Linked DNA regions of Homo sapiens: region 1 is linked to region 2. The links are chromatin contacts, found by Hi-C or POLR2A ChIA-PET in ENCODE. All regions are on one chromosome and are shown on one strand. Each heading gives the region's core, a stretch centred on a gene start or an enhancer-like site at or near the end of the contact. The rest is flanking DNA. Distances are from core to core; before and after follow the strand shown.

Region 1 (5,419 bases), core at 2,920-5,419, 520 kb before region 2:
TCCAATCTTCTTAACAGAGTAAACAAAATGATCCCTTTAAAACCCAAGTTTTTAGCCATTCCTCTGCTCAAAACCCTCTAGTGGCTTCCATCTCATAGGCAGCACATGCTCCTGTCCTCCTGTGGTCCCAAATGCCCTACATGATGGGAACGCTGCCCTCCTCTCACCCCCTTCCTCTCCAAATACTCTTTCCCTCCCTGCTGCAACTCCGGTCACACTGTCTTCCAAACACACCTGGCATGCTCCCACCTCAAGAACTTTGCCTATGGTATTCTTCTGGTCTCTACTTCTTCCCCCAGGGTCCTTCCCTTCCCACCTTTTGTCCTCTGCTCAGATGCCACTGTATTAGTGAGGCCTTCCCTAGCTACCCTATAAAAATTAGTAATGTCCTCTCCCTCCCTTAACCCAAACCTCCCTTTCCTTTTCCCTTGCTCTGTTGTTCTCCATAGCACTTACCACAATTTGATAATTCCATATATTATCTATGTATTTATTGACTGTCTGCCCCTAAGCTTCATGAGAGAGAAATTTTATCTTGTCTACCTTCATATTTTCAGCACCTAGAACTGTGCCTGGCACCTAGTGTTTAACAAACATTATTCGTATAAATAATGCATTAATTGTAGCTTTATTACCATAAAATATTATTACTGATGTTGTTATGTTAGTTCAGATTTTTCCTTCTTTAGGTAGCTAATTTCTATTCACCCTCCAAGACTTCAGTTAGGAATCCCAAAATCCTACAGGTTTTCCTTTGTCTCCAAGGCTGCATTAGTGTCCCCTCTCTAAGCTCCCGTGGGAAACTGAGCACATCTCTATCACAGAGCAGACCTCGGTCAGATGATAATGTCTATTTACCTGGATTACCAGCAGGGCATATTATCTTTTTTTTTTTTTTCTTAAGAGACAGGATCTTGCTCTGTTGCCTGGGCTGGAGTGGAGTACAGGGGTGGTGTGATCATAGCTCACTGCAGCCAGCCTCAAACTCCTGGGCTCAAGTGATCCTCCTGCCTCAGCCACATAAGTAGTTGGGACTACAGGCACATGCCACTGTGCCTGGCAAATGTTTTAATTTTTATTTTTGTAGAGATGGGCTCTCACTTTGTTGCCCAGGCTTGTCTCAAACCCCTGGATTCAAGCAATCCTCTTGCCTTGGCTTCCCAAAGTGCTGGGATTACAGGTGTGAACCACAGCACCCGACCATGGTATGTTTTATCAGGGGCCTCCCACAATGTTTGGCAAACATCAAGTAGATGTTTGAAGGCAGGAAGAAGGGAAGGATGAAGGAAGAAAGGAAAGAGGAAGGAACTAAGGGAAGAATGATGAAAGATAGGCTATGGCTTTCCTTTCAATGAAAAAAAATCAAATACTTAACAAATTTCAGCTAACATACACTTTAGGAATACTGCAGACTTCCTTTTCTCAAAAAAAATTGTGGCAAAATGCACATAAAAATTTACAGTTTTAATTTATTTTATTTTATTTTATTATTATTATACTTTAAGTTTTAGGGTACATATGCACAATGTGTAGGTTAGTTACATATGTATACATGTGCCATGCTGGTGTGCTGCACCCATTAACTCGTCATTTAGCATTAGGTATATCTCCTAAAGCTATCCCTTCCCCCTCCCCCCAATTATTTTTAACTGTGTAGCTCAGTGGTATTAAGTACATTCACATTGTTGTGCAACCATCCACCACCAGAACACTTTTCATCTTGCAAAACTGAAACTCTGTACCTGTTAAGCAATAACTCTTCATTTCCCCCTTTCCCCAGCCCCTGGAAACTATGATTTAACTTTCTATCTATGATTTTGACTATAGGTACGTTTTATCAGTGGAATAATAAAATACGTGTCTTTTTGTGACTGGCATAATGTCTTCAAGGTTCATCCACTTGGTAGCATGTATCAGAATTTCATCCATTTTTAAGGCTGAATAATACTTCATTGTGTGTACATATTTTGCTTAAACGTTTATCTGTCAATGCACACAAGTTGTTTTCACTTTTTGGCTATTGTAAATAATATTGCTATGAACATGAGTGTGCCAATATATGTTCAAGTCCCTGCTTTTCTTTTCTTTCTTTCTTTTTTTTTTTTTTTTCTGAGACAGGGTCTCACTCTGTCACCCAGGACGAAGTGCAGTGGCATGATCTCAGTTCGCTGCAGCCTCGACCTCCTGGACTCAAGCAATCATCCTACCTCAGCCTCCCAAATAGCTGGGACTACAAGTGCATGCCACCACACCCGGCTAAAGTTTGTATTTTTTGTAGAGACAGGGTTTTGCCATGTTGCCCAGGCTGAAGTCCCTGCTTTCAATTCTTTTAGGTGTATATCAAGAATTAGAATAGCTTGACTATATGATAGTTCAATTTTTAATTTTTTGAGGAACTGCCATACTGTTTTCTATAGTGGCTGCACTATTTTACATTCCTACAACAGTGCACAAAGGCTACAATTTCTCCACGTCCTCACTAATAATTATTTTCTGTTTTTTCTTTTTTAAAAAAATAGCAGCCATGCTAATGTGTATCAGGTGGTACAGACTTCCTTTTAAAATCTAAGTACATCTGCAAATAGATGCAAGCCCTCAGCTATAGGTCATTAGCCTGAAAGGTAGCCAGCAGTCCTGAGATGAGCTTCTGGGATTTGTTCACCGGCTGCACTCCCTTTTCTCTGCTGGCTCCCTTGCTGGTTTCTAGCAGAGCCCCACAGACCACTATTGAGCAACTTCTGGGGTGTAAAGTCTCACAATCCCTGATGCCCAGCTGCTCAGCAGCATTAAATATACACTGTGAACTGTACTCTCCTCTCTTCTCCAGCAGCCCTGGTGCTTACTTTCTGTTAGTGTGTGGGGTTGCCTCTCCGTACTCATGGGTCCAACTCCTCCCTAAAATTCCATAGTTCACAGAAGGCAACTGAGGTTTACTTGCAGAAAAGAGATAGCATAAGGACAATTAAGCAGTCTGAGTGAGTTATAAAACAAAATAAAAAGAAAGTGAGGACAGGTTCTGAGGACTTCTTGTAGTGTGGGCTAACAAGGACAAGTGAAGGAACACCTGGCAGGCTCTTCCCGCAACTGCATACCCCAGCATATCAGCCCATCACCCGTGGAGTCCAACTCTGTTCTTAGGGAGCTTTGGTGTGGCCTTGGATTATTTCCTCCATATCACAGACAATTCTAAAAATATTTCCAAAAACTTCCTTATGTGCAGGATAATGGAAGGGAAGCTGTGATTTAAAAATGTTAATTTAACAATGAACTGTTTTGCTTGGCAAGTCAGTAAACCTCATCGTGTCTGTTTTCTCAGCTATAAAATGAAACTCTTGGACAAAATGTCTTAAGGACCCTGCCAGCTCTAAATAATTTTAATTCCAAAACTTTGGGGGACCAAAAAAAAAATCCTTTTACTTTTAGAAATGTTTATATATATATAGTTATATACTTTATCTTGGATATATTCAGCCCATAAATTTTTGAGTAGTCTAATGTTTAAATAAGTGAGTGGTTTTCTAAATATAACTTAGGCAGAGCAGTTCACTTGGGGTTATGCTGGCTGAATTTCAAGTAATCCACCAAGTGGATAATTCACATATGGTCAAGCATTAGAAGGCTCCAACCAGTCTTTAAAAGGCCTGAGAGTCAAAGCAATTCTATCTTATTCTGCACTGTATGGTGACCTGGTTAATACAGAGTAAACCTCTGAAAATGTAGGCTTGAATGTTTGTTGCTGTTTGTCGTCTGCCAGAAAATTGTAAATTTGCGTGTCTGCATTTGCAGAGAGGGCTGTGACTTCTCAGTCATTTGCCCTCTTAGCCATCAATTTTTCTCTTCTAAAAGCACAGCCAAAAATGTCACTGGATTAACTGTAAATATGAAAAGCTGCCTCAGAAGCAAATATAATACCAAGTGCTCAGTGGTACTCAAAGGATAAATTTCCCACGTTTCACTCCCTTTTATTCATTTACTCACTGTCAAATTCACATTGCAAACAGTGTAAAAAGAGACAAAATTCAGAATTGTCATCAGCTCCCAGAGGATCACCAGGATTGAAAGGTAAAAAGCCTGTTATTGCTATGGGCCAGGAGCTGTTTTAATGGCTTTCCCAGCCTGTTGAGAGTCATTTCAGGATGCTGAGTCAAAGAGAGTGAAACTTGGAGTGACCCAGCTGTTAGTCTCTGGCATACCTTTTAACTGATGTCACCAGGCATTTCTTAGAGAGTAGAGTAAGCCACTGTTCTTCTGCCAGTCATGTTCATTTTTGTCAGTTTTTTAAGTAAAAATATTACTTTATAGAAAATAATCCTTAATAGCTACTCATTCAGTCATTCTATATTCTGGATAAACTTTAAAAATAAAGTTAAACATGCTGCCCATGACTTGATGTGTGTTTTTTGTTTGTTTGTTTCTGTTTGTTTGTTTTGTTTTGTATTTGAGACAAGGTCTCACTCTGTCACCCAGGCTAGAGTGCAGTGGCATGATCTTGGCTCACTGCAAATTCCGCCTCCAGGGTTCAAGTGATTCTCCCACCTCAGCCTCCGAGTAGCTGGGACTACAGGCACATGCCACCACACCCAGCTAATTTTCGTATTTTTAGTAGAGACAGGGGTTTCACCATGTTGCTCAGGTTGGTCTTGAACTCCTGTCCTCAAGTGACCCACTTGCCTCGACCACCCAAAGTGCTGGGATTACAGGTGTGAGCCATCGTGCCCAGGCTGATGTGTAATTTTTTTAAATGTGCCAGTAGTTAGTACAAACAGAAGAGAATCTCCTAGATAGTTCTCCATTTTTAAACCACTTAACACTCATTTTAGTAGCATTCAGTGTATAGGATAGATACAAATAAAATGAATTACTTTAATGATTCTAAAATAGGTTTGCAGTTTCTGTTTGAAAATTTTTATTATCAATTGTATCAGTTCAGGAAACAAACCACTCTGCTATTAAAATAGGCAGAAGAGCATTTAAAATAGGGAATTGGGTGCTTTCAAAATTGCTGGGGAGGTTGTTAGGAGTGTGTCTGTTCAGGCTGCTATAACAAAATACCATATACTTGGTAGCTTATAAACAACAGAAATTAATTTCTCGTAGTTCTAGAGGCTGGGAAGTCCAAGATCAAGAAAGACCATCCTTCATATATGGACATCTTCTCACTGTTTCCTCACATGGTGGAAGGGGCTAGCTAGCTGTCTGGGGTCTCTGTTATAAGGACACTAATTTTAATAGTGAGAAGTGTGCCCTTATGACCTAATCACCTCCCAAAGGCCCCACTTGCTAATACCATGACCTTGGGGGTTAGGATGTCAGTATATGCATTCCGAGGGACACAAATATTCAGACCACAGCATTCAGGCCCTGCCCGCCCCCCCCCCACCCGCCAAAATTTATGTCTTTCTCACATGCAAAATGCACT
Region 2 (5,432 bases), core at 115-2,614:
AAAAACAGGAAGGTTACAACAGCTTGTAGGTCCTTGACCAGAGCTGGCAAATTCTACAAGCGTTCTTTCCAGAGTGAGGCCAGTTTTTTTCTTTCTTCTTCTTTTTTTTTGGGACAGAGTTTCACTCTGTTGTTCAGGTTGGAGTTCAGTGGCGCAATCTCAGCTCACTGCAACCTCCGTCTCGGGTTCAAGTAATTCTCGTGCCTCAGCCTCCTGAGGTTGCTAAATTGGAGATACTAAGGACCAACAGTACTCGTGTTCATCTTGCCTGAGAGGGATGTTACAGGGCAGTCAACAGAGCCAAGAGCTGGGGATTACAGGCATGCGCCACCAAACCTGCTTAATTTTTGTATCTTTAGTAGAGATGGGGTTTTGCTGTGCTAGCCAGGCTGGTCTCGAACTCCTGGCCTCAAGTGATCTGCCCGCCTTGGCCCCCCAAAGTGATGGGTGGCCTAAGCCACTATGCCCGGCCCATTGTCTTTCAAAGCTCCATCACTATGTATTTCCGGGCCAGCAAAATCTTCTAAATTCAAGATCCTTTGCAGCCTGCTGATTGGTGGCTTGAAATCTGAGGGTTAGTGGACTCTGGTCTACATGGGAAAAGTACAAAGGGCAAGAGAAAGCAAGCAGGAGTCCAGGTCACTGAGAGAGCAGCTGACCCTGCCTCCTATCTCCAAATGGGCAGCGGGGCCTGTGGGAGGTAAAGCCCCTATCTCCCACTATTCCTGCAATCTATTCTTCTGGTTCCTTTGGGTAACGCCTTCTTTTTCCAGGTGGCCTGTGAAGCTGTCAATCATGATGCTCGTATATACTCATCTCCCCCACTCTCACCCCAGGAACAGACACGTAAGCCAGGATGACACAGCCAAACAAACTACTCCTTTTCACAGTCCACAGTGATTCATGGAGGGAGGGCACACAACCAAATCAAGGCCAAACAGGATCATCCTGGAGACCACTAAGTAGATAATTGAGAGAGAATTTCTCTCTTCACTGAGGTTGCTAAATTGGAGATACTAAGGACCAACAGTACTCGTGGTCATCTTGCCTGAGAGGGATGTTACAGGGCAGTCAACAGAGCCAAGAGCTGGGGAGGGAACCAGGCCCTGGTAACGTGTGTTGAGCCACTGGATCCAGTCATGCATGAAGTCAGAACCAACCTGGGGCTTCCCAATTATTGAACCATTACTTCCTCTTTTCTCTTGACTGGTTTGAGTTGAGGTTGTTTCTCTCTACATAGGAGTCTTTACTAATACACAATTAAACTTGTACTGTTCTATGGTCATGCACCACTGACAGTTCCACTCAGATGAGTTCGACCAACGGCAAAGGACACCTGCTTTGTGCCAGGCACTGGGGATACAGAGTTGACGAAGACACGGCCCTGCCCCAGAGGAACTCAGAGTCTTATGGAGGAGACAGAAGTATCAGCAAATGCTAAGTGGTCAGATAGAGATTAGTTAACACAAGGAACTATTAGAACACAGGAACCAAGCACTTGCCCCAGCCTGGAGATTCGAATAAGTCTTCTTAGAGATGACCTGTGAGCTGAGTCTCGAAGCCTCACCCATGTGAAAAGATAAAAGAAAGCATCTTTTGGGCAGAGGCATGAGCAAAGACCTGGCAGGGCAAGACAGCATGATGTGTGCAAAAAAATAAAAACACTTGGGTGTTTCTAGAGGAATGCTGTCTAGTAAAAGTCTGTGTTGATGGGAATGTTCTATTTCTATGCTGTCCAGTATGCAATCTCTAGCTAGTAAGCACTTGAAATGTGGATAGTGCAACTGAGAAACTAAATTTTTAATTTTATTTTAACTAAAACTTAGGCCAGGCACAGTGGTTCAGGCCTGTAATCCTAGCACTTTGGGAGGCTAAGATGTGAGGATTGCTTGAGCACAGGAATTCAAGACCAGCCTGGGCAACATAGTGAGACCCCATCTCTACAAAAAATAAAAAATTAGCCGGGCGTGATGGTGCATGCCTGTAGTCCTAGCTACTCAGGAGGCCGAGGTGAGAGGATCCCTTGAGCCTGGGAGGGTGAGGCTGCCGTAAGCCGTCATCACGCCACTACCCTCCAGCCTCAGTGATAGAGTGAGACCCTGTCTAAAATCAAATAATGAAATTTAAAGAGCTGCTTGCAGCTGGTGGCTACCATATTAGACAGTGTAGTGACTGTACGCAGTGAAGTGCAAGGCAGGAGGTGGTGAGAGGTCAGGCAGGCCAGGAGAGCTCCATGAAGGGCCATGAATGCCATTTCAAGGGTGTTGGACTTTAACCAGAAGGTGATGGGGAGTCTTTGGAAGGTGGTAAACTGAAGTGACTTATGTCATCTCAATGGACCAGAAGAAGCCTGGAGTTAGAAGGATGTTGCTCTAGCTGGAGGTAGAACATCTGAAGGTCTGAAACATGGAAATAGCAGAAGGGTTGGTGGGAGGGGCTGATCCAAGAAGCTTCGGAGGATAGAGTCAGCAGGACTGAGTGGTCCCTTGGTTTTGGAGGGTGGGGCTGCATCTTCTGTGTAGGATTTACAAGAAAGATGGGTTCTTGGGTAGTAGGGCTTGGATAGGTTGCTGTTCCCTGGCAGGACTAGAGGTTGGGGGTTCTGGAGCAGCTCCCAGATCCCAAGGCCCCACTTCTCTACAGGTGAGGCTCTGTTAAAGTCAAAGAAGCAGGTTGAAGAGACATATTCCCCAGCTGTTTGTTGTTTCTTGTTAGCTTGAAGGATCATGGCAGCTTGGAAAACTTCGGAGTCTGATTGTAAATACTGGCCAACTGCAGGAGCGGGAAGGCTCTCCAAAAGACAGAGGGGTGGTTTAAAGTCTTTTGTAATTAAGAAAATACCTGGATTGTGAGGCAACTCTAATGCTCTCATGACATCCAAGAAGGCATGCAGAATGGCAGATTCTGGACTTCTTGGAAGTTCTTATTTTTAATTTTTTTATTTTTGAGACAGGGTCTCACTTTGTTGCTTAGGCTGAAGTGCAGTGGCGCAAACATAGCTCACTGCAAACTTGAACTCCTGGGGTCAAGTGATCCTCCCACCTCAGCCTCCTAAGAAACTGGGAGGACTATAGGCACGCACCACCACACCTGGCTAATTTTTTTTTATTTTTCATTTTTTTGTAGAGATGGGGGTCCCACTATGTTGCCCAGGCTGGTCTTGAACTCCTGGGCTCAAGAGATCCTCCTGACGTGGCCACCCAAAGTGCTCGAATTACAGACACAAGCTGCTGTTCCTGGCTTGTTTTTCGCGACAGAGTCTCACTCTGTCATCCAGGCTGGAGTGCATGATCTCAGCTCATTGCAACCTCTACCTCCTGGGTTCAAGCGATTCTCGCACATCAGCCTCCTCAGTAGCTGGGATTACAGGCACGCACCACCATGCCCAGCTAATTTTTGTATTTTTAGTAGAGACGGGGTTTCACCATGTTGGCCAGGCTGGTCTTGAACTCCTGACTTCAAGGGGTCCTCCTGCCTCGGCCTCCGTGCTGGGATTACAGGCGTGAGCCACCATGCCTGGCTTTTTTATTTTTTTAAATGGATTTTTTTTTCTCTCCTTCCAACGCTAGGTTGTCATCCGTCACAATGAAGTTGAAGGAAGGCTTCTGCCTGAAATCATCTCTTTCTCCCCTTGTAATTTGCTGTTTTCCCCATTGGCTTGAAAATTTGTTAACCAGTGAATGGATTAAGGGCGGTGCAAGATGTGCTTTGTTAAACAGATGCTTGAAGGCAGCATGCTCGTTAAGAGTCATCACCACTCCCTAATCTCAAATACCCAGGGACACAAACACTGCGGAAGGCCGCAGGGTCCTCTGCCTAGGAAAACCAGAGACCTTTGTTCACTTGTTTATCTGCTGACCTTCCCTCCACTATTGTCCTGTGACCCTGCCAAATCCCCCTCTGCGAGAAACGCCCAAGAATGATCAATTAAAAAAAAAAAAAGAAAGAAAAAGAAAATTTGTTAACCAGGCTTAGTTAAAAACTCCGTATGGAAGGTTTATGGGATAAAAATCTTTTTCTCTACTGAGGACTTAGGTCCAATGATCAGGGGCCCGCAAATTAACTGACAATAGACAGATAAACAGGCAAAAATAAAACAAGTTTGGCCGGGCGAGGTGGCTCACGCCTTTAATCCTGGCATTTTGGGAGGCTAAGGTGGGAGGATCGCTTCAGCCCAGGGGTTCAAGACCAGCCTGGGCAACAAAGTGAGATCCCATAATTAGCCAGGCATGGTGGCATGCGTCTGTAGTGTCAGCTATGCAGGATGCTGCGGTAGAAGGATTGCTTAAGCCCAGGAGGTTGAGGCTGCAGCGAGCCATGATTGTGCCACTGCACTCCAGCCTGGGCAGCAGAGCAAAAGCCTCTCTCAAAAACAAAACAGAAAAAGAAAACAAGTTGGCTGGGTACGGTGGCTCACACCTGTAATCACAGCACTTTGGGAGGCCGAGGTAGGTGAATCACGAGGTCAGGAGTTCAAGACTAGGCTGGCCAACATGATGAAACCCCGCCTCTACTAAAAATACAAAAAAATTAGCCAGGCGTGGTGGCGGGCGCCTATAATCCCAGCTACTAGGGAGGCTGAGGCAGAGAATTGCTTGAACCCGGTAGGTTCAAAGGTTGCAGTGAGCTGAGATCGCGCCACTACACTCCAGCCTGGGCGACAGAGCGAGACTCAGTCTCAAAAAAAAAAAAAAAAAAGAAAAAGAAAACAAGTTTTATTTATATGCATGCAGGAACGTTCAGATAAAGAAGCTCATTGATCTCAACCTAATAAGGAAAAGAGAGCGAGAGAAAGGCTTCTATGGGAAAGACACATGGACATTTGAGGAAAGACAAATGGACTTTTAGAGAAACAAATGGAAGAGATGGGAGTTTGTTGCTGATGTTTATGTTTGTCTACATGAGTGGTTGGTGTTCTTCCTGGGAGTGAGCTCCTCTGGAGAGGAGATTTATGGCAACTTTACTCCCAGAAGGCTCTTCCTTTTAGTGAAATAAAGGAAGTTCCAAAAAGGCTTCTTTCTGCATCTGCTGTATCTCTAGTGTCTTCGGTTTAAAATAATCTTCACACTTATTCTGGAGGGCCAAGTGGATCCCCAGAAGGGGAACATGGGCTCTGACTGAGGAGCAAGGAAATGTATGAGTTTCAGTATCATCTATGGTAACACTTCAGAGTCAGTAGAAAAAAAAGTTCTGGGCAGAGTGCAGTGGCTCATACCTGTAATCCCAGTAATCTGGGAGGCTGAGGCAGGAGGATCACTTGAAGCCAGGAGTTCAAGACCAGCCTGGACAACATGGTGAGAACTCATCTCAAAAAAGAGAAAAGAAAAAAAATTAGCTGGGTCTGGTGGCACATGCTTGTGGTGCCAGCTACTGGGAGGGTGGGGTGGGAGGATTGCTTAACCCTGGGAGGTCAAGGCTGCAGTGAGTCGTGC

Evidence for each region. Hi-C counts contacts between places; a loop is a spot of excess contacts on that map. ChIA-PET counts read pairs that join two places held with the same protein, here RNA polymerase II (POLR2A). Pooled maps may share reads with other maps.
Region 1: a loop to region 2 is called in a map with no recorded cell type, with 9 times the contacts of the local background. The contact joins two enhancer-like sites. A Hi-C loop is called at or near these places in 2 of 37 single-sample maps with no recorded cell type and 1 of 50 pooled maps. POLR2A ChIA-PET finds 5 or more read pairs at or near these places in 1 of 52 experiments (T-cell).

What each region holds. Positions count from the first base shown.
Region 1 is chr2:48,247,486-48,252,904 of GRCh38, reverse strand. No RefSeq gene overlaps it. Among named protein-coding and RNA genes, the nearest start is that of FOXN2, 64 kb to the left of the region's middle. Within about 2 kb of position 4,169, at least 8 of the 41 ENCODE cell types and tissues checked have a DNase peak (open chromatin) inside an H3K27ac peak, as active enhancers do.
Region 2 is chr2:47,720,268-47,725,699 of GRCh38, reverse strand. No RefSeq gene overlaps it. Among named protein-coding and RNA genes, the nearest start is that of MSH6, 60 kb to the left of the region's middle. RefSeq lists enhancers at 1,006-1,455, 3,415-4,220. Within about 2 kb of position 1,364, at least 4 of the 41 ENCODE cell types and tissues checked have a DNase peak (open chromatin) inside an H3K27ac peak, as active enhancers do.